5 separate regions of the Mus musculus genome follow, and all the other regions are linked to region 1. The links are chromatin loops, found by intact Hi-C in ENCODE. Cell type or tissue: left cerebral cortex. All regions are shown on one strand. Region 1 holds the start of Rps6ka5 (ribosomal protein S6 kinase, polypeptide 5). Region 2 overlaps Rps6ka5 (ribosomal protein S6 kinase, polypeptide 5). Region 3 overlaps Dglucy (D-glutamate cyclase). Region 4 holds the start of Dglucy (D-glutamate cyclase). Region 5 overlaps Rps6ka5 (ribosomal protein S6 kinase, polypeptide 5).

The links. Peaks named below come from ENCODE experiments on the same cell type or tissue, not always from the same donor. Only the 100,000 strongest peaks of a DNase experiment are listed, where the experiment ranks them.
Region 2: a loop joins it to region 1, with 2.4 times the contacts of the local background. A loop is called at or near these places in 7 of 42 quality-filtered maps.
Region 3: it touches region 1 in a loop (3-fold over the local background); 19 of 42 quality-filtered maps call a loop at or near these places.
Region 4: it touches region 1 in a loop (3-fold over the local background); 11 of 42 quality-filtered maps call a loop at or near these places.
Region 5: it touches region 1 in a loop (3.0-fold over the local background); 2 of 42 quality-filtered maps call a loop at or near these places.

Annotation. Positions count from the first base shown.
Region 1 is chr12:100,722,882-100,727,881 of GRCm38, forward strand. Rps6ka5 (ribosomal protein S6 kinase, polypeptide 5) reads right to left here and starts at 2,239. Exons shown (of 17, transcript NM_001330702.1): 1 at 1,900-2,239. The coding sequence starts at 1,999. In left cerebral cortex, a CTCF peak has its summit at 1,893 (motif pointing right); DNase peaks (open chromatin) are centred at 532, 1,541 and 2,420; H3K4me3 peaks cover 2,875 bases; H3K27ac peaks cover 984 bases.
Region 2 is chr12:100,637,384-100,642,383 of GRCm38, forward strand. The region is part of intron 3 of Rps6ka5 (ribosomal protein S6 kinase, polypeptide 5); the gene reads right to left. Among named protein-coding and RNA genes, the nearest start is that of Rps6ka5, 85 kb to the right of the region's middle. In left cerebral cortex, CTCF peaks have their summits at 220 (motif pointing right) and 2,460; a DNase peak (open chromatin) is centred at 2,534.
Region 3 is chr12:100,835,333-100,840,332 of GRCm38, forward strand. It overlaps Dglucy (D-glutamate cyclase), which reads left to right. Exons shown (of 13, transcript NM_145448.5): 3 at 1-3; 4 at 3,168-3,366. Among named protein-coding and RNA genes, the nearest start is that of Gm36572, 56 kb to the right of the region's middle. In left cerebral cortex, no CTCF peak of the experiment used is centred here; no DNase peak of the experiment used is centred here.
Region 4 is chr12:100,776,428-100,781,427 of GRCm38, forward strand. It overlaps Dglucy (D-glutamate cyclase), which reads left to right and starts at 2,630. Exons shown (of 13, transcript NM_145448.5): 1 at 2,630-2,883. Gm40558 (a long non-coding RNA gene) reads left to right here. Exons shown (of 3, transcript XR_872933.1): 3 at 1,287-1,318. In left cerebral cortex, no CTCF peak of the experiment used is centred here; DNase peaks (open chromatin) are centred at 2,109, 2,636 and 3,207; H3K4me3 peaks cover 1,216 bases; H3K27ac peaks cover 1,472 bases.
Region 5 is chr12:100,575,774-100,580,773 of GRCm38, forward strand. It overlaps Rps6ka5 (ribosomal protein S6 kinase, polypeptide 5), which reads right to left. Exons shown (of 17, transcript NM_001330702.1): 9 at 1,949-2,110. Among named protein-coding and RNA genes, the nearest start is that of Ttc7b, 57 kb to the left of the region's middle. In left cerebral cortex, CTCF peaks have their summits at 161 (motif pointing left) and 2,701 (motif pointing right); DNase peaks (open chromatin) are centred at 86, 2,713 and 3,639; H3K27ac peaks cover 100 bases.

The DNA of each region.
Region 1 (5,000 bases):
TATACTGGGTTTCTAATTCAATTATCATTTGTCCTATGGTATTCAATATAGCCACCAGCTACCACACTGCTCTAGCTCCTATCAGAGCAACATGTGCTAAGAGGAGCCCAGCTGGCTGGTGACGGAGGAGTTACTCTTTCAAGTTATATTTTAACAGTGTTTTTGACCATTACATCTGATCAGTTGTCCACGTGCTTAGCAATACATTTAAATGGCCGTTCCTGTCCTTTTTACTACATTACTAGTGAGTTCAGTGCAGTCTCGTCATCCATCAGAAGAATTTCTAAATGCAAACTTGATGATTCACACACAGTTAGTTGACAAAGGGAAATAAAACAGCGCTCATTGTTTTCTACAGAGTTAGCATTGTTTGCAAAATCCAGAAACTGAGCAGTTGGCTGACTACTAACAAGTAGGTTGCCCCTTGGTCTTTGAGCAAAAGACTGCTTGCTGTATCATGATCAATGGCTGAGCATAGAAGACTTCAAGCAGCATTTGTTGTACTGTATGATTCCACACACTTACAGCAAGGAATCATTATGTAAGATGGGGGGGAGGTGGACCAAAATCCTTACTCTAGAAAATGTGACACTGCTCCTGGTGTAAACTGGGCATTAACACTACATACATGTATACTGAGAAAAATGGCTTAAAATCCCGTTGAAAACATCACTTTTTGATAACATTTGGAGTGAAGATCTCAACCAAGGGAATCTACACTGTTTATGTGAGGAATTCAAAAATACTATGGAATAACTGGGTCAGGATACATTATAGAGTCAGAACCATCAAAACTGCAGTGCTTATACTGATAAATGAGAAGGCATGAATTTACATCTTATACTAAGTCATAAGACTGGCACCAAAGATACTAATGGGCAATCAAGAATTGTGGGTTGTAGTTAACTTTATCCATCTGTTTCAATCTGTTCCAAACAGCAGCAAGGTGGACCCGCTTTCTACCTGAAACCTGCCATTTGCCATTTGTGTCTACTTAATATAATGTGCCAAAGACTTAAGTGTCAAAAATCTTAAAACCACTGACACTAATAACTATCGATCCACTCTAACACATTCTCCATGCAGAAATGATAGTGTAAGGGGAGACCTGACTCCATGGGGCTGGGGAGACCCAAACTTTACCAATTGGTCCAGATAAGAATTTTCCAAAACAAACCCCGGAATTACACAATGAAAAAGCAAAAGTAAAAAGCTTAGCACACGGAGCTTTACTGATCTCCAGCACAGGGGATGCAAGCACTTAAGTCGCCTAGTGAAGCCTTTCACCCAAAACTTTACATTTATAGAGGCTGCTTGCCAAAAGACCTGGCAAATTTCAGAGAGTATAGTACTTCACGATAACTCTGAGAGAAAGGACTTAATTCCAGAGGACCACGAAGCCTTTTTCCTTCACCAGAGACTAACCGAGAACCAATACCCCTCTCGCAGGATCGCTGTCCCTTAGGGATGGTACAGACATACATACACACACAAACACACACACTCCCCTCACACCTGAACCATCCCAGGCAGAGGTGCAGGGTAAAGTGAGTTCAAGCTTCAAGCTCCATCACACACAGCTCCACACAGCTCACCTCTTGAGGGAAAGAGTACCTTTCCCTCGAGACAGCGTGTAGTGACAGATATGTCACCTATGCAGGAAAGGGGGCATAAAGGCATCTTCCCAGGCTGGGTCGGAAACTGGGGGCCCAGCAGGAGCAAACTTTCCTCTCCGTGCCCAGAGCCTCCCAGGACCCCCGGACTATTCCCCGCCCGCGAAGCCCCGCCCCGGGCCCGTCCCCCCCAGCCCGCGCCCCTTTTGGCCTGTGCGCGCACCCATGCCGGCTCTCAGGCGCGCCTCCGCGGCTGGCCCGGCCAGCAGAGGGCGGGGTCGCTCACCGGTCCGCAGCTCGTGCTTGACAGTAAGGAGCTGCTCGCCGCCGTCGCCGCTGTCCCCGCTGGTGCCCGCGCCGCCGCTGCCGCCGCCCTCCCCCTCCATCTTCACCCTCTTTCCGATCGCGCGGGTCGCTCTTAGGGGAACCTGATGGGACAGCAGACGCCCCGTCTCTCCACAGCTCCAGGAGCCGAGCTGCCGCAGCGCCACAACTCCGACACTGAGGCGAGTCTCTTTCCCGCTCTGGCCGTGCAGCTCCTCCGCCTCCTCCCCTCAGCGGGCACCGCTAGTACGGCACAACCCCGCGCCCTGCGCCTCCACCTCCTCCTCCAGGCCGCTCCTCCCACAGCCAGCCCAGGAGACAGCCCTGAGCCACCAGCGCTATTGGGCGCAGCGCGCGCGCGTCTGCCAGCGCCCGTTCCCATTGGGCGGCTAGTCCTGACGTTTCAGGAGCCGCCCCGCCCCGCTGCTCGAATTGTTGTTGCTTGGCGGGGAGGCAGGAGAGGGAGGAGCGCGAACGCTCCGATTGGCAAGACCCACGGAATGCCCCACCTACTCGCTTTGGTGCGCACGCGCAGGCAGGCCTTCCCTCTCCTGACCTCCCCAGAATGGTCACACCCCTTATTCCCAGCTTCGATCTGTTAGTAAACAGTATCTAGTAGTCAGGAGGCGCTCCGGACCTCTGATTGGCTACTGCGGAAAGAGGCGGGGAAAGACGATTGGACCGCTTGGTCCGCCAATCACAGTGGACAAAGGAGGGTCCTGGAGGGAAGCACTTGTCACCCACGTGTTTGCGCTCGCGCGCGTCTGAGGGTCCTAGGGAACGGCCCACAAATGTGTGACTGTCTGGAAGATGGCATGTCTTCGAATGATACTATTCTCTGTAGCACTAAATAAATTAAATGAATTTTGTGTTTAAATACAGGTAGGAGCCGGCAAGATGGTTCCGTGGGTAAAAGTGCTTGCGGCCAGACGTGGACAACCACAGTGCAGTTCCCATATAATGAAAAAGAACTAACATGTTGACCTCCGACCTCCACACAAGCTTTAATTAAGGGCATGTATCGCTCACACAAGGCAAAACTAAATTACGTTTAAAAATTAAATACAGGTAGCTCCTATACACAAAAAGTCAAGGTTCTGGCTCCGGATGAGAAATCTGAAATAATAACTTGTGGAGGTGGGGAGTGTAGCTCAGCCTAGCCTTGACCCCCTGGTACGTCTAGCACCACCTCCCAGTGCTGGAATTCGCAGTATGTGCCACCATGCCTTGCTTATGACATGCGGGAGATTGAACTCTCCAGCTTTATGAATGCTAGGCGAGCAGTCTACCAGTTAAACTACATCCTCATCCCAATTTTTCATGTTTAAGAAACTCAAAGAGTGTGGTGAATCATAAAATAAGATTCAATTTCTGCTCCTGAAAAGCTATTAACGGAACTCGAGAGATGGGCAACTTGTATACAGGCACAGGAAACTATAAAGAATTTAAACAAAACTGTGAACCAGTATTAAGCATTAGAGAATGGCACAGATGGCAACGATTATTCTCAAGGCTTTTAGGGCAAGGAGAAAATCTGGATAGCCAATTTAAAGGGCAAGTAAGACAAAACTGGAGACATTTCACACAGAGGTAAGCTGTGAGCCTAGGTCTAGAGGAGATCAAATGCTGGTGACCTAAGTAACAGGTAGGCTAAATGAAGTGTAAGGGAAACAGCTGTATAGGAAAGATGAGTGTATCTTTATTTTCCTTCTTGGAAAAAAAAAAACAAAAAAACAAAACAAACAAACAAAAAAAAAAACCAAAACAAAAAAACCCAAAACAAAACAAAAACACCTGACAGAAGCATTCTAAAGAAAGAACAGGTGTGGTGGCACTGACCTTTAATCCCAGCACTCAGGAGGCAGAGGCAGGCAGATCTCTGTGAATTCAAAGCCAGCCTTGTCTACATATCGAGTTCTAGGATAGTCAGGGCTACACAGAGAAACCTTTTCTTAAAAACACTCAAAAGAGAAAAAAGAAAGACCTGGGCAGGGTCGGGGAGTGACTTACATTTTAAGGATAGAGTGTATCATGGAGGCGGGAAGATGGAGGAACAGGAGACCACTTGGTCAAGTTGTGTCTGTGGTCAGAAGCAGACAGCGCTAAACTGTGGTACTCAGCAGTCTCCTTTCTATTAAATCCAGGACACCCAGCACAGCTAGGGTGGATCTTCCCTGTTAAGCCTCCCTGGAGATGCCATTAAAGAGACACCCACAGGTGTGTCTCCCAGGTGGTTCCAAATCCGGGCAAACTGAGAATGAAGATGAACCGTGTCCTTAAGACAATGAGGGATCGTAAATGTTACACTGAGGCACAGAAGTTATTTAGTAATGAAGTCCCCTACACTAGTTAGAACAGCAAAGTCACTCTCTTATAACTTGTCGAATCCCATGAGGCTGACGGGAAGAGAGGACTCACTGGGAAAGAATGTATTGCAAGTGTAGCACTGACAGCTTAATTTCTGTAGCGGAAGTAGGTGATAATGAGAAAAGAAAAGACGAGCATAAACAATGCAAAAATGATCTTCTAAATTGCACATGGATTAGATGAAGAATGGGCAAACTATCTTCCTGTTAGAGGACAGATAGCAAATCCAAGGCTGTGTGAGCCGTAGACTCTCATTTATAACTACTCAATTTTTCTGGAAAGTGGTCAATAGAAAACAGAAAGACAATAACAAATGGCTGTGTTCCCCTAAGATGTCTTAATGGATATTGGAATTTGAATTTCACATGCCATAATATATTATTGTTTTAATATCTTTTCAAACATTGAAATATGCAAAACCCATCCTTAGCTCATGGGCCTTTAAAAAGTAGAAAGTGGTCTATATTTGGTAGTCTCCATAGTTGGCAGATTTTTGTACCAAAGTACCTGAAGGGGCTGGAGAGATGGATCAGCCGTGAAGAGCACTGATTGCTCTTCCGAAGGTCCTGAGTTCAAATCCCAGCAACCACATGGTGGCTCACAAACATCCTAAATGAGATCTGATGTCCTATTCTGTAGCAAGCTGGCCCGAGGCTTACAAGGACCCGGTACCGTACACCGGGGAAGCAGGCTGGA
Region 2 (5,000 bases), 85 kb before region 1:
TTTTTCTTTTTTTCTTTTTTTCGAGACAGGGTTTCTCTATAGCCCTGGCTGTCCTGGAACTCACTTTATAGACCAGGCTGGCCTCGAACTCAGAAATCCGCCTGCCTCTGCCTCCTGAGTGCTAGGATTAAAGGCGTGCGCCACCACGCCCAGCTTAAAGATGTTATAGTTTTGTTTTGTTTCTTAAAGATATACAGACACACTGTAGCTATCTTCAGACACACCAGAAGAGGGCATCAGATCCCATTACAGATGGTTGTGAGCCACCGTCTGTTGCTGGGGAATCGAACTCAGGACCTCTGGAAGAGCAGTCAGTGCTCTTAACCCCTGAGCCATCTCTCTAGCCCCTGAGAGCATCCTTACAAAGGACCCAAGTTCAGTTTCCAGCTCCCACATCGGGCATCAGAGGTCCACTCCAGCTCCAGAGGTTGTCAATCCCTCTCTGAACATTTTGGACACTAAAAGTCATTTATATTCAACAGTGTGTCCAAAAAACAAAATAAAACAAACCGAAACCCCTATAACTCTTAGGTGTCTTAATTTCTTTTCCTATTGCTGTGATAAAATACTTTGATAAATGCGACCTTAAGGAGAAAGGGTTTATTCTGGTTCACAGTTCAAAAGTGCTCGCTACCGTCTGTAGTGGGGAAGTCAAGGTGACAGCGCCTGGTCACACCCCATCCAATCACGAAGCAGAGGACAAATGCACACGGCTGCTCAGCTCACTTTCTACGTTTATATAGCAGTCTAGGATCCCATGCATGGAATGGTGCCACCCACAGTGAGTGTGTGTGTCTTCACATATCAGCCTAAGCAATACAACTCCCCACAGGCATATCTGGAGGCTCATCTCTCAAGTAGATCCTGTTAAATAGGCAACTTGCACTAACCATCACAATCAACGTCCTTATTCACTGTCGATCTATGACGCAGTCCCAAGTTACAGGTAATTTTAAGTAAATCTGCGTTTGTAGGAATTGGATCTGATAAATTTTCAGTGAAGTCGGGTAAGCTGTTGCAAATGGACAGAAAGACAGCGATGGAGCTTTAGGTGTAAGAGATTCTATGAAGGCTCCTAGAAGGTAAGTCTTTAAGATTCTTACCCAAAGATAAACTCTGAGCTACAGTGCTAATCAACCTGGCTGTTGCAATACTGGCATAATGCCATGGGGGCAACATGCTACCTTCTGGTAGATGGAGAAGCCTACCCCACAGGACAGTACTCTCGTCTAGGACTGTAAGCCCAGCCGCAAAACCAATGTATGAATGCCATAGTCCAAAGGGGAGAACTTACTATTATTATTTTGCTAAACAAATATAGTAAGAACTGCCTTTTATAGACTTATCTTTGTACTCATAGATGAGTGCAGCCTTCAGCAGAGGCCCTTTTTGTGGTGGTTAAAATACTAGGATTCATAACTGGTTAAAAGTATGGAGAATAAGTGACTATGGAGTGCTCAGCTGTTAAAGGAAGTGCATATCACATATACACAAACCCTCAATATTAAACGAACACCATAGAAGGGGCAAAAAGAATTTAAGAGCCATATTGGGGAAAGCTGATGTAAAACATCTTCTGAACAGGACATGCCTTCTATATAAACTCACTGCAGCTGAGGTTCCCTGTACAAGATCAGAATCATCAAACTTTCATCGAAGAAGGAGGAAGAGTTTATGAGGCCTCACACCTCCCGGAAGGATTACAAAGTTAACAGTGGCTGGAGGAAGGAGTGTCACTCTTTGGTGGTCTAAAGCTGCCTAGTGAGTGACTAGGCAGGCTCATGCAGAAGTCCTGCTCAGGTACATGGGTAACATGCCTAGGGAGACAAGACTGTAGGAAGGGGGCTTCCTGGGAAGAAGAAGGATTCAGTGAAGCAGCTGGGAAAGTAAAGCAATGGGGGAGAGTAACTAAAATTCAGTGTACACCTTAGAAACTGTCAACATCCACAACAAACCCTTCAAAACAAGTAAGTAACCACAGTCTACAGGCTTATTCTGAAAAACAGATAAATCAAACTTTTCCAGGGTTTATTAAACAGAACCACCACTGCAAATAAAGTCTCTTGCTGTGAATAACAAACATATAGTATTTATCCACTTGGTATATTTCAAAACTAAAAGGTCCGATTCTGCCGTATTTGTAACAACCTTTTCTCTGGAATTGCCTGTCCTGCTTGTGCAGGAGCCGTATTAGCCTCTGTACGCTTCCATTTTAATGTGTGTGCTGCTGAAGCAAGGACCCTCCTGGCGCTCTTACTCTCCCTGACGAGAAGCCCTTGTTGGAGCAAAGGGGGTAACTCTCTCTGATGAAAGGGAGCTGACATCTTTCTTTGGTAGAGCACACTCACAGGTTTCCGTTTGTACACACTACCTAATGTTGAGTACTGCTGGACTACAGAACGGCTCCAGTGCAGTTTCCACTGAGGATGCAGTGCAAGAGCCACAGGTGGAGCCCACGAGCTGCTTCGGAGCTGGCGTGCTCACAGCTTCTACAAGCCTACTTGTGGGAGGGCAAGCACAGAGCTGACAGGCAAACTACAACCTCCTGCTTTCAAGGAAAGTCTCTCTTCTGCTTTCAGTCTCCAGTCCCACTTGCTTTCCTTTCTGTTTCTAGTTTTGTATGCCCACTCTTCATATGATGACACCTTGCAGCTCGTCAAACCCGCCACAGGGAGCCTTCTCTTGTGAATCAGCTGTATTTACTTAAAAGAAGGAATGTCTGACAGCAGTTCCTGTCTGTTCTGTGACATCTGCTACTACAATGCACAATGAACCATTGTTACCATCTCATCAAGCATCAACACCTTTGCAATTTCTGAGATAAAACTAGGACTCAAACATGAACTTCAATATCTAAAACATCTAGCTCCTATTGAAAAGGATGACACATCAGGACAAAACTGTCTACAAGACTGAGGTAGCATTTGTTAAAAATGTTCTAAATACACTTGGAATTAGCTTCTTTTATGTCTGATGAATCCCACTGATTAACCTGACTGATTATTAAAGTCAAAGATCAGCCAGTGTTTTGAAAAATCACCATTTTCAGAGACTATTAGAAGAAAAAACTGTTTTGTACAGATTATTTTCCACATAGAATTTCGACTTCTGTTGAAATAATGAGCTCCAAAAACCAGAAAATAGATGAAAATGTTTTTATATTTCTTGTATCAGAACATAGGTAGAAGGAAACTTATATAAAAAAAAGTTAAGCTATTCATATTATAAAATTTGGAAAAGCTGCAAGAAATACAAAAGGGGGAAAACATCAAATATATATGATGTCATATAGTTAAGATAAGACAAAGGAACATAAGAAGCTATAGAACAACATTTTATAGAAAAATGTGACTTAACTGAACTGGAGACTTGACTCAGTCAGTAAATGGCTTGCTCTCTAAGTGTGAAGACTTGAGTTTAATCCCCAGAACCCATGAAAAGAGTCAGATATGGAGGCACACAACTGTACTCCTAGAGCTGGGGAAGTTCAAAACAAGAGAATCCATATGGACCCTATTAAATCCCCAAGCTAGCCTAACTGATGAGATCCAGGTGCAGAGAAAGACCCTTTCTGAAAGATAAGGTGAAGATAGATTGTAGACGACATCTAATGTTAACAACCTCTGACTTCCACATGTGCATGTACACACACACACACACACACACACACACACACACACACACACACACACACCTTTCAACGGGCGAGTTTAGAGCAAGGGGCAGTAAATAATAACTCAGAGGGCAAATCTAGTCCACTACCAATTTATAATTAAGATCTTGCTGGAACTGTACTATATTTGTTTACTACAATCTATGGTCAAAAAGACTTGAAAGCCTGCAAGCTTAAAATAGTTACCATCTGGCCCTATACTGGTCAGAAAAAAGTACTGCCTACTGACTTAGAGAATGGAAGATAGAATATAAACAAATGAGAGATAATTATAATTAAAGCTTATTGTGGGAAGCAATCATACATGCTCAATTCTGTTAGAAAATGCTAGTCTATTCCATAACTGGGTACTAAAAACAAATGTCACAGATAGCATCTGGTAAGATACTACTATGATCACAATTATCTTATTTGGAGAAGCCTGTGCCAACCAAGCAAATTTTATTCCCCCTAGAGTCAGCCCTGTCAAACATTCTGCAGTGAGCCAGATGATAGCCTTGACTTGAATCTCTAAAACATCCCTTACTACATTATGGATGGCTATAAATCTTGAGTTAAACATCAGGAAAATAAGAGATAAAGAAACATCATAGAAACCGAACAACATGTCCTGGGGCAGGATGAAAAGATCTCAAGATATAAAATTAATGCAGAAAAGTGGAATCCATCAGCTTTAAGATACAGTAGGTCATACTCACAATAACAACAAATGATGGTACGTTCAATATTAATAAAGACAAAGGTAGAAAGGTAATGCTAAAACATTCTTGACAATCTCAGTTGCAGATTCCTACAGACAAGGAAATACCATCTTCTTCAAATAACCAGTATCATCAAAATTTCAGTTTGCTCAAAGTTAAAAATTTTAATTCAAAGACAACCCAGTAAAACCACTAACAAGCTTTTCTCTCCCTAGAACAACATACTTTGATTATAAGGGTCATGTTGTAAAATAACAGAAAGATCCCTTCATAAAGTTCTCAGTATCATCAATTAAAAAACAAGGGTTGTTGGAGAATTGGCATTACTATTAGAAAATACTGTAATGCCTTGATAAAGGTATCACAGTACGTACAGTGCTTGGGCATTATCTAATAAGACAAACAGAACAGAAAGTCAAGAAATACATCCAGATACATCCAGATGAAAAAGGCTGCAATTCAAGCCAGGGTAAACAATGAGCTTTCTCTCTCAATAATGCAGAAAAGCTGAGTGGCCATCTAAAAAGCTAGACCCTTATTTCTTGTCATACTCAACAATTTTTGTCAAACAAAAATTCCACATAGATCAAAGTTCTCTGAATAAAAACTAGACCCATGAAAATGCT
Region 3 (5,000 bases), 110 kb after region 1:
AAGGTAAGAAGCCTGTGCTACAGTAGTTGTGAGCAAGGGAAGATGCTGCAGCTGGAGTGCTGTGTTACCAGGTACACTTTGGTCCAGCCTTGGGGGCCACACAGGGCCTGGCATGGAACCTCACAGGACCACTGCTCACAGAAGCAAACTGCCCTCTCTACCTTTCCTACTTCATATGCTCTCCTCCAACCCCACACTTGTCCCTGCCCCTGCCCCTGCCCCCGCCCCCGCCCCCGCCCCCACCCCGCCCCTGCCCTTGCCTCTGCTCCAAGCCTGGAGAAATTCTGTAGTCTACATCTTAGTTTCATTTCCTATTGGCATGATAAAATACCCAGACAAAAGCAGTTAAGCCGAAAAGGGTTTATTTTAGCTCAGGATTACTGGCAGGGGGTGGGGGGGGTCAGGGGTGGAAGATGGAGGTGACGGGAACTTGAAACAGCCGGTAACATTATAACCATAGTCAAGAGAAGAGGTCAGGTATTATTGTTGCTGTTGCTTTGTTTGTTTTGTTTTGTTTGTTTGTTTGATATAGGATCTCATTATGTACCCTTAGTTGGCTTGGAGCTAACTATGTAGACTAGGTTGGCCTTGAACTCATAGAAGTCTACCTGCCTCTGCCACCTGGGATTAAAGGTATGCACTAACCATGCCTGGCCCAAGAGCAATACACAAATGCATGAATGCCAGTGCGAATGCCCGTGCTCAGCTCTCCTGCTCTCTCCACTCTTATACAGTTTAGGACCCCCTTGCCTAGGGAATGGTGCCACCCACAGGAGATGCATCCTCCCACCTCAATTCATCAATGCAATCTCCCAAAGACATTCTTACAGGCCAGCCTGAGACTCTCTTTCCACATGATTCTAGATAGTATCAAAATGATGATTAAAATTAACCATGACAGGCACTGCCACCTGTCGCTTTATCACTCCTACCAGAAAACCCTTGCACAGGATTAAGAACAATGCTCGAATCACTAACCCCCAGAAGAAAATACCATTCATATTGTGCATGTTTGCCTACAGCAGACATCCCCCTTAGCTCCCATTCACTCTCCACAAGTTTCAGTTACCCGATGGGTGACCAATGTCTAAAATTATTGCATGGGAAATTCCAGGAATAAATAGCTCAATGTTTTAAATAACTTTTATTATAGTATATAATTATAATTACTATGCATCTCTGGTTTATAAAGGAAATGTCAGGTGTAGAAATACAGGGGACAATAACATATACAGGGGATGGGGCTAGCCAGTGTCAGTCATCCACTGGAGATACTAGATGTATTTTCACACATAAAGGGTGAGCACTGCATAACAAGCCTCTTAGGTGGCTCTGGGAACCCTGCCTCTTTGCCTCTCCACTATGCCCTCGCTTCATAGCTTCAGCTCCCATTGTCTTTGACCTAGACTTTAAGACACTGTAACTCTCCTTATCTTCCTCCTGCTCTCTCCTCCATCTGACCATCTTCTGCTCACCCACAAAAGTGGCCTTTTCTAAGTCTGCATCTGATCATGTGACTCTACTCTTTAAAAGTTTCCAAGGCCAGCCAGCCTGTGGCCTGTACCTTAGCCCCATCTCAAGACTAGTGGTGACCCGGCCCCAGCTCAGCTTCTTCCTGATACTCAGGTCACACACACACCCCTCCCCAAGCTCTCTTCCTAGACAGAAGGCTTCCCATTATCATTCTGTAGGTGCAAGGATGAGGGGACCCCTCAAAAAGACGTTACTAGGGCCTGAGCTGGTACTTACTGTGTGGTCAGCTTGAGTCTCCTGGTGCAGACCTCCCTTGGCTCATATACTCGGTGCCTTCACACTTAGCACATTCTGCCTAGGTGTCCTTCCCTTCTCATCCAACCTGTGGACTCCTACTTATGCCTTAAGACCCAACTCCTCCCCCTTCATGGGTCATAGCATTCCAACACTATGAAGAAACACCCAAGGCACACATCTTAAAGAAGGAAGGGTTTGTTTGGTTTGCTGGTTTGGAGGTCTCAGTCTATGGTTGAGTGGCTACAGCTTGGGCCTGTGGCAAAGCAGAACATTATAGCAGGGGAGATGGAGTGGAGCCAAGCTACTCAGGAAGCAGAGAGAGAGGATGGCGAAGTAACATCCTCATCTTAAAAGCGGATATACCCGATGACCTAACTTCCTCTTACTAGTTCCCACCTCTTAAAGGTGCATAGCTGCCACCACCACCACCACAAGCTGGGATGGTGCATTCAGTCTATGGGCCTCTAGGGGAGACTTGAGATCCAAAGTAGAGCAGTAGAGGAGGAGGGTGCCTCATTGCTCTGTGTTTCTCCCTATCCAGACACTTGCTGCTCCATGGAGCTGGTGTCTGAATGTGGAGTCACACCCTGGCCATCCCTACAACCCATCCCCTGGCACATGGCTGGAAAGGAGGAATAACCCAGCAATGATTTGGGGTGAACAGGGTTGAGGCTCGTACCACATAAGGCTTTCAGCCTCATGGGAGAGGACACCAAAGTTTCTCTGGGTCCAACAGCATCTCCCTGTTGCAGAAAGTCCACCATTGTTTTATTCTTGTGGGTCTGACTGGTCTCACATTGAGGTTCAGGAAATGGGATGGGGTGGGACCCACAGGTTATGCTATGCACACATTGATTCAGTGGTTCTGGTTTGGTCATGCTTCAGGAACACCAGCAAAGCCCCGACTTGAAAACCAAGCGCTCCCCAGTGTAGAGAGCTCTAGACGTGTCAGTATCAGAGAGTCCCTCCTCTGCCTTTTTCTCCTCCTCCTCCTCCTCCTTCTTTTAAAGATTTATTTATTTAATGTATATGAGTACACTGTAGCTGTCTTCAGATACACCAGAAGAGGACGTCAGCTCACATTGCAGATGGTTGTGAGCCACCATGTGGTTGCTGGGAATTGAACTCAGAATCTTTGGAAGAGCAGTCAGTGCTCTTAACCACTCTCCAGCCCCTCTCTGACCTTCTAATAAACACAGTATTGGCCGAGTGGGCACGGTGGTACACCCTGTGGAGGCAGAGGCAGATGAATCTCCATGAGTTTGGAGTCAGCCCAGTCTACAGAGCAAGTTCCAGAATAGCCAGGGCTGTTACATAAAGAAACCCTGTCTCTAAAAACAAAAACAAAAACAAAAAAAGCGCCTCAGGGGCCTGTGAGCACTTCTTTGTGTCCCTAGGACCATCTGTCCACAGTTGCAGAAATACAAGTTTGGCACCTGCACAGGCATCCTGACCTCACTGGAAGAGCACTCAGAACAACTAAAAGAAATGGTGACCTTCATCATAGACTGCAGCTTCTCCATAGAAGAGGCCTTGGAGCAGGCAGGGATCCCCAGAAGAGACCTAACAGGTCCCAGCCATGCAGGAGCATACAAGGTAAGGCCATGCCCCTGGGCAAAACAGCTTGAAAATGTGGATGGACTCTGTAGTTTCCGATGGTGGAGAGAATGTTGGTTCAGGGATCAGAAGCCCTAAGGTCAGCCCTAGCTCAGTCGCCCTCCCAGGTAAAACCATTACCCTCTGAGTCAGTCTCTCTCCCACCTGCCTCTGATATGGCTGTGCAATGTCAATCAAAGTCATTTGGACATTTGGAGAGAGAGAGAGGGCATGTATATATGAATGTATGTTCAGGCTAAAGGTCAACTAGTACTCTTCGGGAGCAGAACACATTGTTTTCTGCTAAGTTACACTTATTTGGGGAAGGGGTGATTTTGGTAGTGCAATGTTTGTGTGGAGATTGGATGGCAACTTATGGAAATCAGTTCTCTCCTTCTGCCTCTGCCTCGTGGGGCTTGGGAATCAAATTCAAGTCACCAGGCACGGCAGCAAGTGCCTTTATCTGATGAGTCTTTTCACTGGCCCCACCGTGGAGTTGGAGACAAGACCTCTTACTGGGATTCACTGATTAAGGGTAGGCTCTCTGCCAGAGAGCCCTGGGGATGCTCTTGTCTCTATCTCCCAGTGCTAGAATTACAAGCACAGGGTGTCACCATGGCCAGTTTTGATGTGAGCACAGAGTGTTAACGGCAGAAGGGTGGCCTCTCCTGGGACACGCCTGCTGTTAGGGACTGTCCCTGTGGCCGAGTTGATGCACTTCTCTTCCTGCTGAAACCAGTCACGTGGGGAAGAGTGGCGCCCTTCCTCCTCTGCCTCCTTCCCAGATGCTGTTGGGACAAGTCTGAGCACTCTGGCTGATCAGCAGTCTCCAGGCCTCCCTGTGCACAAGACCAGCCTCCAGACTTCCCTGCTCACAGTGGCTGGACTTTTTTCATCTTGAGCGCTGTTTGTCACAGTGTCCCTCCCCACTTTGACTCCTGCCAAAGAGGCTTGGACTGCGTCAGGTCCCTGCAGTTCTGTAGTAACCTTCGAGGCACAAAAGATTGGGTTGATGAGATTGGCTATACAGAGAAACCCTGTCTCGAAAAAACCAAAAAAAAAAAAAAAAAAAAAAAAAAGCTTTGTACAGAGGCACAGACGTCCATATATGTTCACCAAAGCCTGTCAATTATCCATGACACGTCACTGCCCCCTCTCCCCACAGCTGCCATACAGTTTTGTCTGTAACAACTCACCCCACTGCCCTTAGGCCCTGAGAGAGATGGCTCTTACAGCCACCTTGAATTTGACTGATGGCCTGGATAGATGGCCCATCCTAAACAGAGGTGTCTCAGTCCCCAGGAGCCCTGCCTGGCTTTGTGAGTGGCCTACATGTGCCTTTGCTCTGTCCCAGGTGCTGTCATACAGACACTGGGCTGGCAGCACAGCAGAGCCTCATCTTACAGTTGCCAGGGTGGTAACAGCCAGTTAAGTGGCAGCCAAGGTCGTCCCAGGGGATCCTGATCCTGGCTGCGTTCTAAGCCTGTCGTAAGCCCCACTGCAGGGGGAGAAGTATACCACCAGTGAAAGTCACCCAGGTCGCCCTGTGCAGAATCTTGGAAGGGAAGACCGGGGCATCCAGGGACAGGCTCATCCTGTGGGATCTAGAAGTAAATCAGGCAGCCGATGTTCCT
Region 4 (5,000 bases), 54 kb after region 1:
TCACAAGACTGGAGACAGACTGCTTAGCCTTTCTACAAGTCTGAGGGAAATGAGCCTAGCCCACAGGGGAGAGTGCCTGGCAGGTGCCATCAGGCACTGGAAAAGCAGGAAGGTTTACAGAGTGGGTACAGGAAGCCCTGCCCTGCTCTCTGCTTTGGCCCTAGGGTTGCGCTGTCACTGGGAGGTATTGACTGCTGGTTGGGAAAGCCCTGAGACAGAGGAAGATCAGAGTATATAGTGGCTATCAGGCTGTGATTGGTGGTGGTGGTGGTGGTGGTATGTGGATGGTGTTCATGTGGTTAAGAAGGGAAGCTCTCTGGTATCTTTCCTGACAAAGGCACTAACACCATCACAGAAGGACCCATGCTCAGGAGCCCATCTAGCCCTAAGTGCTTCCTCAAATTCCATTGCATGGAAGGTTGGTGTCTCAACATAGGAATTTGGAGGAAAATAAAGGCATGATGGCGTCTAGAATCTTCCTGTCTAATTAGGTTTGAGGGGGAAAAAAAAGTCTTGAATTCTTACTTCTATCTCCCATTGACCCCTTCTAATCACCTAACCTTACAATAGTGAGCATGCGATTGTTACCAGATTTTAATGCTACTCAATTTTTTGCAAGGAGACTTCTAGGTAAACTGACTGTACCTTTACATTCCTCTGATGTAGGCAATTGCTCTCCCTACAGAGTGTACTCTGACACTGAGTGTTGAGATATTTCTCCCCCTTAGAACTTTTGCCTACATCGTCACATCCGCCAAAGAATCCATCTGTAAATATTTGGCATTCTTTGCATCTCTGGTCAACCACACAGTCTTACTTTCTGGAGTTCCGAGTCTCATCCTTAAGCCTCTAGAAAAGTGGAAAGGACACATGCCTCAGGCCTTGGACATTTGCCGTCTGCAAACCATCACCTCCTGAGGGGTACAGGTTAGGCGTGTCCTTAAAATTTAGATATCTAATAAGCTATTGTATGATGGCAGCTTGATTGCCTGAGTTACATCCACAGTGTTTCATAACCATTGTCACTGTGTCCAGCTCCAGAACCTTTTCATTATCCTATACTGAAGTCTGGACCCATTAAACGGTAACTCCTCCACACCTTCCTATCTACTGGTTTACTTTTTGTCCCAGTGATGACCTTGGCTGATTTAGGTACCTTATTACAGGTAGAATTATGGACTCCTCTGTGGTGGTTTGAGTATGCTTGGTCTAGGGAGTGGCACTATTTGGAGGTGTGGCCTCGTTGGAGGGGTTGTGACCTTATTAGAGGAAGTGTGTCATTGTAGGCCTGGGCTTTAACACCCTCATCCTAGCTGCTTGGAAGCCAGTCTTCTCCTAGAAGCCTTCGGACGAAGATGTAGAACTCTCAGCTCCTCCTGTACCATGCCTGCCTGGATGGTTCTATACTCCTGCCTTAATGATAATGACTGAACCTGTAAGCCAGCCTCAATTAAATGTTGTCCTTTATTAGAGCTGCCTTGGTCATGGTATCTGTTCACAGTAAAACCCTAACTAAGACATTCTCCTTATTTCACTCAGCACAATGTCTTTGTCTCCATTTATTCAGGTTGCTATGACAAAATACCACAAGCTGGATGGCTTGTAGAGAGCAGAAATTTATTTCTCACAAGTCAAGACTGGGAAGGCTAAGTAAGATCAAGGTGCCAGTGGATTCAAGTATCCTGTGGAAGTCTGGGTTTTTGGTTTTGGTGGTGGTCGTGGGGTGCAGATGGTGTCTTCTCTCTGTCTTATAACAAAGGGCAAGGCACACCCATCCCAATTCCTCCAGGAGGGGGAGAAGTTAACCAACTGGAGAAAAAGAATTAGAAAAGTGACCCAAGAAGAGACATGCCAAGGCTGGCACCAAAAGGACCTGCACTGTGCTTACGTGTGTGGTTTGTGCTGGGGTTGGGGTATGAGGCTCGGGAGCGGTAGGGAAGGTGAAACCACAGAGACTGGCTGGCACCATCTGCTTTAGAACCTTGTGTGGTTGGGATTAAGGCTGGCTCTGAAGGGAAGTCCTGAAAGCTTTGAGGCAAGAGAAAGCAGAACCTGCTCTTCCTCAGAGGAAGCATTCAGACCAAGGGAGGAAAAACCCCCACAGGCCTGCCCGTGTCTTTCAAGCATAGTCTGAGTGCTAGAGACTGGCCTAGTGTTGCGTTCCTATTATCTCAGATGAGTCCAGGGAACATTGAATGCTGGAGAGCAACTTACCCTGCCTAACCCAGCACAGCCCCAGGGCTAGCAGCCATTGATCTGCAAGAGCCTGACTCTCGCTCGGGTCAACACCTGCATTTTCGCCTGTACCTCAAATGACCCAGTGCAGTCTGACATTTGGACAGCACAGACAGCAATCCCAGTCTGGCTTCACACGGGAATTACCAGGGTAGTTGTGAAACTCCTCAGGGCTTACGTGAGTTCCTAGGTCTGTGACATTAGAATTTTTGGGACTTCCACCCTGCTGCAGCAGGTTTTCCAATCATCATGGCCATGCCTTTGTGTCATGCTTCCTTGCTGCCCGGGGAAAGCAAGAAACTCCCGCAAAGGGAAGTAACCTTAGAGGGCTCTGTGACTTTAAGAACCAGGACTGGCATCCTGCCATGGAAGTCTCCACCCCAGTACAGGCCTTGAGAGCATTGGCTGCAGGGTAGCAGAGCTGTAGCAGCCAGTGGTGCCTGGGGCTGTGCCCAGGCATGTAGATCAGAGACTGAGCCGGGCAGAGCAAGCTGGTGGCAGTGGCGGTGGCGACAGGCAGCCCCAGAAGCCCCTGTGAGCTGAAGAAAGAGAGCTTTATGCCTTTCAGAAGGAAGCTCGCTCTGCAAGGCTGAGGAAACAAAAGGAAGAATTGTGTGTGGACTCTAGTCCAGACATCTCAAACCAACAGTAAGTCAGCAGGGAACGTGAACGCGGCATAGTTCTCTGCCCTAGGCAACATCCACACACCCCACCCTACCCTATCCCAGCCCAAGCGTTTGAGGAAACTGCTCCAGGGGGCTATAAGCCAAAATCAGTTAACAGGCTTTCTGCTAGAAGCCACCAGGGCCTCCCCTTGAAAGTCAAATCTCTGCATATGACACTGGGGACCATGAGTTGTGGAATTGCTTCTCTACCCTCCTGGGATGGCCTTTCAGGACACCTTCCAGACCTTGAGAACCCCAAGATCATGAGAAAGCAAAGAAGGGGAAATTGAAATCATAGGCTTTGAGTGGCTGCCAACTTTGGGCCACAACCTGCTAGGGAGGAGGAAATGAAGCTAGTGGCAGAGACTTCAGGGCTGGCATGAGGGGAGGACAGACCAAGCCAATGCAGGCCTAGGGGTGTTGGCCAGATAACCACAGGGCTCGAGGTGCCTCTCTCTGCTTTTGAGGGATGATTGCTGAAGGTGAGGCAAACTCACATTGAGAGCTTGCTTCAGTCCCCACTGCGGGAGCCAAGGCTCTCTTGTCATAGGTGGCTGGGGGAACAAACCCTCTGACCTGTGCAGAAGGCAGAGCCCTGTGACTCTGGGAAGTCTCTTCCTATCTGTGTGATTAACCTAGGGGTTCGTTAACAGCCATCTTCCTGACTTCATGAACATGTATGTGTGCTAGGGAGGGCAGGAGGCAGCATGTTGGCACTGATTGGTCCAGAAGGAGCGAGCGTTGTTCCTTCAAAGTAGCTAAACACTGTCAAAGGAGGGGGAAATAAAGCCAGGAGCAAGAAGCAGAAGGAAAGCAGCATCCACTAAACAGATGGGGGAAACTGAGGCAGAAAGACAAGGCAGGATAGAACCAGCTGAAAGCTAGACTGGGCTTGCACACATTCCGATAAAGAATTTTTGTGTTAGCTTCCCATTCATATAACAAGACCCTTGACATGAGCAGCAACGTTAAGGAGGAAAAGTTTATTTGGGCTTATGATGTCAAAGGTTCCATCCATCCAGTCCATAGCCCTTTGACCTGGCCGTTTCCAGGATCTTTCAACATGGCTGAAGCAGGTGGGAGAGGGAAGCAGCTCAACTCGTAGCAGCCAGGAAAGCCAAGCGAGGACGGGTCTCAGCGAGAACGGGGCCAAGCGAGGACGGGTCTGAAATACAACAGCCCATCCCTAGCCCACCCCCAAGTACCAACTTCCTCCAAAGAGGCCTAACTTTCAGGGGTTTCCACCACCTCCCAAAGCCCACTGCTGAGGTCCAAGCGCACAGGATGTAATTCCCTCCCACAGGTCCTGCCCCTAAACACTGCCTACAGGGAACCAAGCCTCCAATAGCAGTTCATATAAGAACAACCTTAAAAACTCAGCTGTTCCTTTTGTCATGGGGACTGAATCCCAGGAGCTCAACTGGTGGTCCTTGACCTGGCGTGATGTATATGTGTGGGTAAATAAGAAACCCTGGGGAAGTTCGTGGGCATATCTGAAAGATCTGTCACATAGGACTCCTGTGTCAACACGCAGCTAAAGTCCCCTGCTCACTTGAATTGGGAACCTTTGAATTCCTTGTGCCACCCTTGTTTCTAGACTTGGTGAATTCCCATGGCTATGGCAGATTGCTGCTCCTCCTGGTCTTTCTAATAAGGATTCTTTTCAATCGAGAACCTCTGTGGTTTCGCATTTTGCCCAGCTGCTAGGGCGTGGGAACACCACTTGGGCAGGTGAAACATGGAGACTGAAGACTGCATTTACCCTACACCTACTGTTGGGTGCTAGATTTGAGGGACGCGCCGATACATCGCTCAGGGGGTGGGAAAACACAACCTAAGATGTGGAGTCCAAAGCTGGAGTTCCCTGACTCCTGGGTGTCCAGTCGCCACTGGAAACCACGCAGAGGAGCCTGGAACAGAAGGTGTGGCGGGGGCTCCACAGGGCCAGGGGCTCCTAAACTTCTGGACATCTAGACACTGCTGGGTCAAGGGGAAGTGGGAACAGAATTGTGCCCTTGGGCTGAGGAGTCCTGGGCCGGGGAAAGGGGAACGCCAGCTTAGTTCGGTGGTGGTGCTTAGCGGTGAGCAGAGGGGCCTTCT
Region 5 (5,000 bases), 150 kb before region 1:
AGATGCTAAAGCTCAAAGCTCTGCACTCTCACAGCTAGGCACGGTCTAGATGGCGATCATTTCTTTTCATAGAAAAAAATGTTCAGATGAAGATAATTTTATTTGCATTCAGAATACAGCATTAACTCAATAGCAAATGCTTCTCAGAAGGAGATATTGCCATCTTCTGGCAGAACTAGCCCAACTCAAAAAATCAAGGCAGAAAGACTTCCTCCCTATTCCACTCCCAAATCTGATGCAAGCCTGTGAACCTTTTGCATTGCTGATAATATCTGTTTATAAACTCATCTGACCTCAGAAGAGGCACAGTCAACACATCAAATAAAGTGGCCCCAGAACTGTTTCAAACTACAAAAATAACAAGTTTCATAAAAGTTCATCTTTAATTTAGCAATTATTGAATCTGTATTCTATGTTTTCAGAATAACTAAACTTAAAATTGAGTTTTGGAAAATAATACCCCAGTGGAAGGATGATGTGGTAAGCCAGAGTGATAAATGACACATAATTACTCTGTGCAAGCTAGGGCATTTACTAGTTTACCACCTACATAGATCCTTGGCCATGTTCTCCAGGGTCATAGGACAGGTGAGAGGCACACTCTGAATAGCCAGAGCAAACCACACTACAGGCACTGTCAGTGGTCAGAGAAGTGCAGCTATGACACAGTTCAATAGGCACAGAGTATCTGCATCTGTAAACGAACATTTCCTAAAAAATATTCTGCACTTTTAATTTTTTAAAGTTAAAATACAAAACAATGTGCTTTATATAATATTTCACATACACACATCTACACATATTGCTGTGATAAAATACTGACAAAAACAAACAGGTAAACACTCTTACAGAGAGTCAAAGTGCTCACTACTCTTTCAGAGGGCATTAAGTTCGTCGCATAATCTACATTAGGCAGCTTACAAGCTGAAACTGCAGCTCCAAGGAATCCTATACAATATACATACATACATACATACATACATACATACATACACGTACAAAACTATAAAAATAAATCTTTAAACAATATTTTGGCAAAACCAACTTGGAGTGGAAGGACTTATTTTAGCTCACATTTCCAGATTATAGCCCATCATTGCATGGAAATCATGGACTTTAAACCCAAAGTCTTTAAAAATAAATCTGTTTGTCTCCCTCCCTTCCGTTTTTGATTTTTGTTTTTTTGAGACAGGGTTCTACTGGCAGCTGTGTTCACTGTGTAGCTGAGGGTGACCCTGAACTTCTTACCCTCTGGAACACTGGGATTTCAGGTGAGTGCTACCAGACCCAGTTTTATGCAGTACTAGAAACTAAAGCCAGAGTTTCCTGCCGGCTAGGTGAGCACTCTACATCTCTGGCCCCCTCGATTCAAGACTTTAAGAATTAGAGAGCATGTATAATTTATTATTCACTGAAGATAAAGGTCCAGGTAACACTGAATAGTTTAAAGAATGGAGTAAAAAATAAAATAGCATTATAATTTTCACATGAGCCTCAGCAGAAATGAATTTTCAAGTATAAAATGAATACCTCGTCATAAAAAACAAACAGAGGTTGGTTGTTCGAATGCACACCTTTGATCCGAGCTACGGAGAAGCAGAAGTTCAAGACGCGTCTGTTATATATAGTGAGCTCCAGAATAGCCAGGGTTACACAGCATGACCCTGTCTCAAATGAACAGACAAAATATCCCACTAAACAATCCAAATCCCAAAACTCCAACTTCTGTCTCAAAAAAACAAAACAAAACAACAAAAAAACCTAAAACATACACATTAAAAACTATAATAAAATCTATTTAGTAAACTGCAAACTTCCAGATAGTACCTCAACATATCTCTAAATTTAGTTCTGAAGAGATTATAGAATTCTTATTTTATGCCAACAAACCACCTCACTAGGAAAACTGGCTTTCTTCCAAAGCATGTCTGGCATGCTGCAACTTTACCTGAAACAGTCGCTCGGAGCTCTGTGGCAAGGCAGCGGGAGAGTAGGTGGGGTCCATCTCTGTGAACTCTTCAGCGAAGTTACTCACATCTAACTCATCCCGGATCACCGGCTTGAATGGCGCAGGCACTTTTTTGGCAGCTAAGTCATCCCACTTTATCTTCTAGAGCACAGCAAGAAGATTGGGACAAGTCAAAAAAAAAATCAAACTATATTATGAACAATAGATATGGTTACTTTGTTTTTTCTTTTTTAAAGACAGAGTCTTACTTGGTAGCTCTAGCAGGCTGGAACTCTCTACTGCAACAGTTCTCGACCTCCCTAATGCTGTGATCCTTACTACAGTTCCTCATGTTGTGATGACCTTCAACCAGAAAACTATTTTCATTGCTACTTTGTAACCATAACTTTGCTCCTGTTATGAATCATAGTGTGAATATCCATGTTTTATGATGGTCTTAGATGACCCCTGTGAAAGGTTTGGTGGTCAAACGATCCACATGTTGAGAACCATTACTCTATGTAAACTCACTGGCTTTGAACTGAGATATGCTTGCCTCTGCCTCCCAAGTGCTGGGATTAAAGGTGTGCGCCACCACTCTTAGCTAAGAGCACAGTTACTAGCAAGTCTGATTTAAATAAGAGTACATATTTCAAACTAAGGATTAAAAATATTTTTTTTCCAAGAATGATCCCATTTTCAGTCTGTAGTATGTGGAAGGTGCCTGAAGCTTTCTTAATGCAGGAATCTCAGTGTCCTCTAGAGGGCACCAAGACATAACCTCAGAGATAACAGAATAAATTACTTTTGTACTGAGCCTTGGCAGAAAAGAATTAAGCCAAAATGAAAGCCAACCAACCAACCAACCAACCGACCAACCAACATCTCCCCCAAACCATAAAATACTGCTATAGTGGTTGAAGTGTATTCTGTGGCTGTGATACCAACCCCTATTTTCTAGGGACTCACTGAGTTCTCCTCTTACACTGGTTTCCCTTTGGGTCGCTGGACTGATTACGAAGTAAAAGTGCCATGAGTCAAGTGTGTGTGTACACTGGAGGGCTTGCTATTGTAGCTCATTCAACCCCATTCAATATTGAGTGAGATACTGCCTCTTGTTTCCCATACACACTGTCTGAGTAACTAACTCGTTCTGTATTATTCTAATTCAATCCTCTGTTGTTTCTTTATGTGCCTTCTTTAAAATATTCTCAGTTCTTACTGAATTGAATTTTAAAGATTTCTTACTCAGTCTTCAAAACAAGGTGATACCATCATGCTATATAGCATTAAGACAGAGAAGCACCACCAGTAGGAGACATGATTTCCAACTTAGAGATGGATATTGACTCAGTGGTGGGGAAATGTGAAACCTACACTTGATGAAATTAACAAAATAGGTTCTTTTATAAAGGAAGTAGAAATAATTATGTGGTAATTCTTCAAGCTTTTCAGTTATGATGAGAGAGATAATTTCTTTCTTTTTTTTTTATTTGTCTCAGAAATAATCTGAGGCTCAGAAATAAGAGCTAAATATTTTTCACTGAAGTATTTGTTGCTAGAAGTGTGGACTAGAGTTCTGTCCACTTTCTAGCTAGTGTTCACTCCTCTGTGAGGCTGTGGTAGCTTCTGTTACAGCCATCTGCTTTGTGCTTCCCTGACTGAAGATACACCAAGAAACATTCTGGGCCAGGTGAAGTGGCTTGGCACAGTAAGGATGTCTGCTGGCCAACATGCCACTCTGAGTTTGTCCCTCAGCATCCCACATGGCTGAGCAAAGAACTGACTTCCATGAGTTGTCTTTTCTCCTTCACATGTGTGTGTATGTACGAGCATGAGTGAATGTATGAACACACACACACACACACACACACACACACGCACACACACACACACACAATATTTCTTAAAAATTTTAAGAAGACTCTTGAAAAATGACAAACTTCTAGAGGAAAGGGGTAATTTAAAGAAACACATTGTTACCAGAAGAATGTTCAATGTGTAGAAAATTGAATGCTATTATGATTCTTCCCACCTCTAGAGCATTGTAGAGAAAAGATATTCAGATCTTTGTAAGTGGATTTCTGGTCTACCCTATCATTTAAAAGTGAAAGCAAATACATAAATTAAAATTATTATTCCAAGCTGTCAAGAAGATAAGCACCTCCTATACTAAAGACAGACCATAATATTCACAAACTCAGGGAACAACTGAGAAAAAAAAGTTGTAGAAAAGAACAATAGAGCATTCTGTTTAATTTTACATACTTGTTAGTTTTTAAGCTCAAGTATGAACAAGATATAATGTATGTTTGAAAAGTAATAGTTCTCAGCCAATGTACAATACTGAGTTCATTTCATTCTAACATGTTTGTCTCTGTGTCACCGAACTTTAAAGATTTACAGTAATATTTTTAAAAAATGGGTGGAGAGACTAAAATTAACGTACTCTGTTCTCACAGAAGTGAAGAGACCTCATTTTCAATGAGGAAACCACCTCCCAGCCCCCAAACAGAGGACAAAAATCTATGGCCTCATACACACCACACAAGTGTTCCACCACTGAGCTACACCCCAGCCTTGCATTTTTATGTTTAATAAGCAATAGCAACACTAAGAAAGCTAAGCTGACATAATTGTTTCTTTGCTTGCTATACCCTGTTTATTGTTTTAGTGATAATACTGCACATTTTTACAGAACAAAAACATAACGTGGATGACTCTACCAGACCATTAAACACCAAGGCCATGCTTGTTGATCTGTGAAGTTATTTAAACGCTGTAGCGTTTAGGATGTTAGAAATGGAGGCCTTGCCACGCCAGGCTTTACCATTTAGGCTGAAGTTACCAAGCAGCCCAGCCATCCTCCCCACTGTTTACGCCTGTACTTGGAGAGAACTGAGACCATGGGACTGGCGGATGTGCTGGTGCTCTGTGGAATAGTGTCCCTTGGCTTTTTCATAAAAAAGCGCTGTTACAGGACAGAGAAAGCAAATGGAAATGTATGCCACCGACACTGACTGAGAACCAGGCAGGAGGGAATATTCTAAGA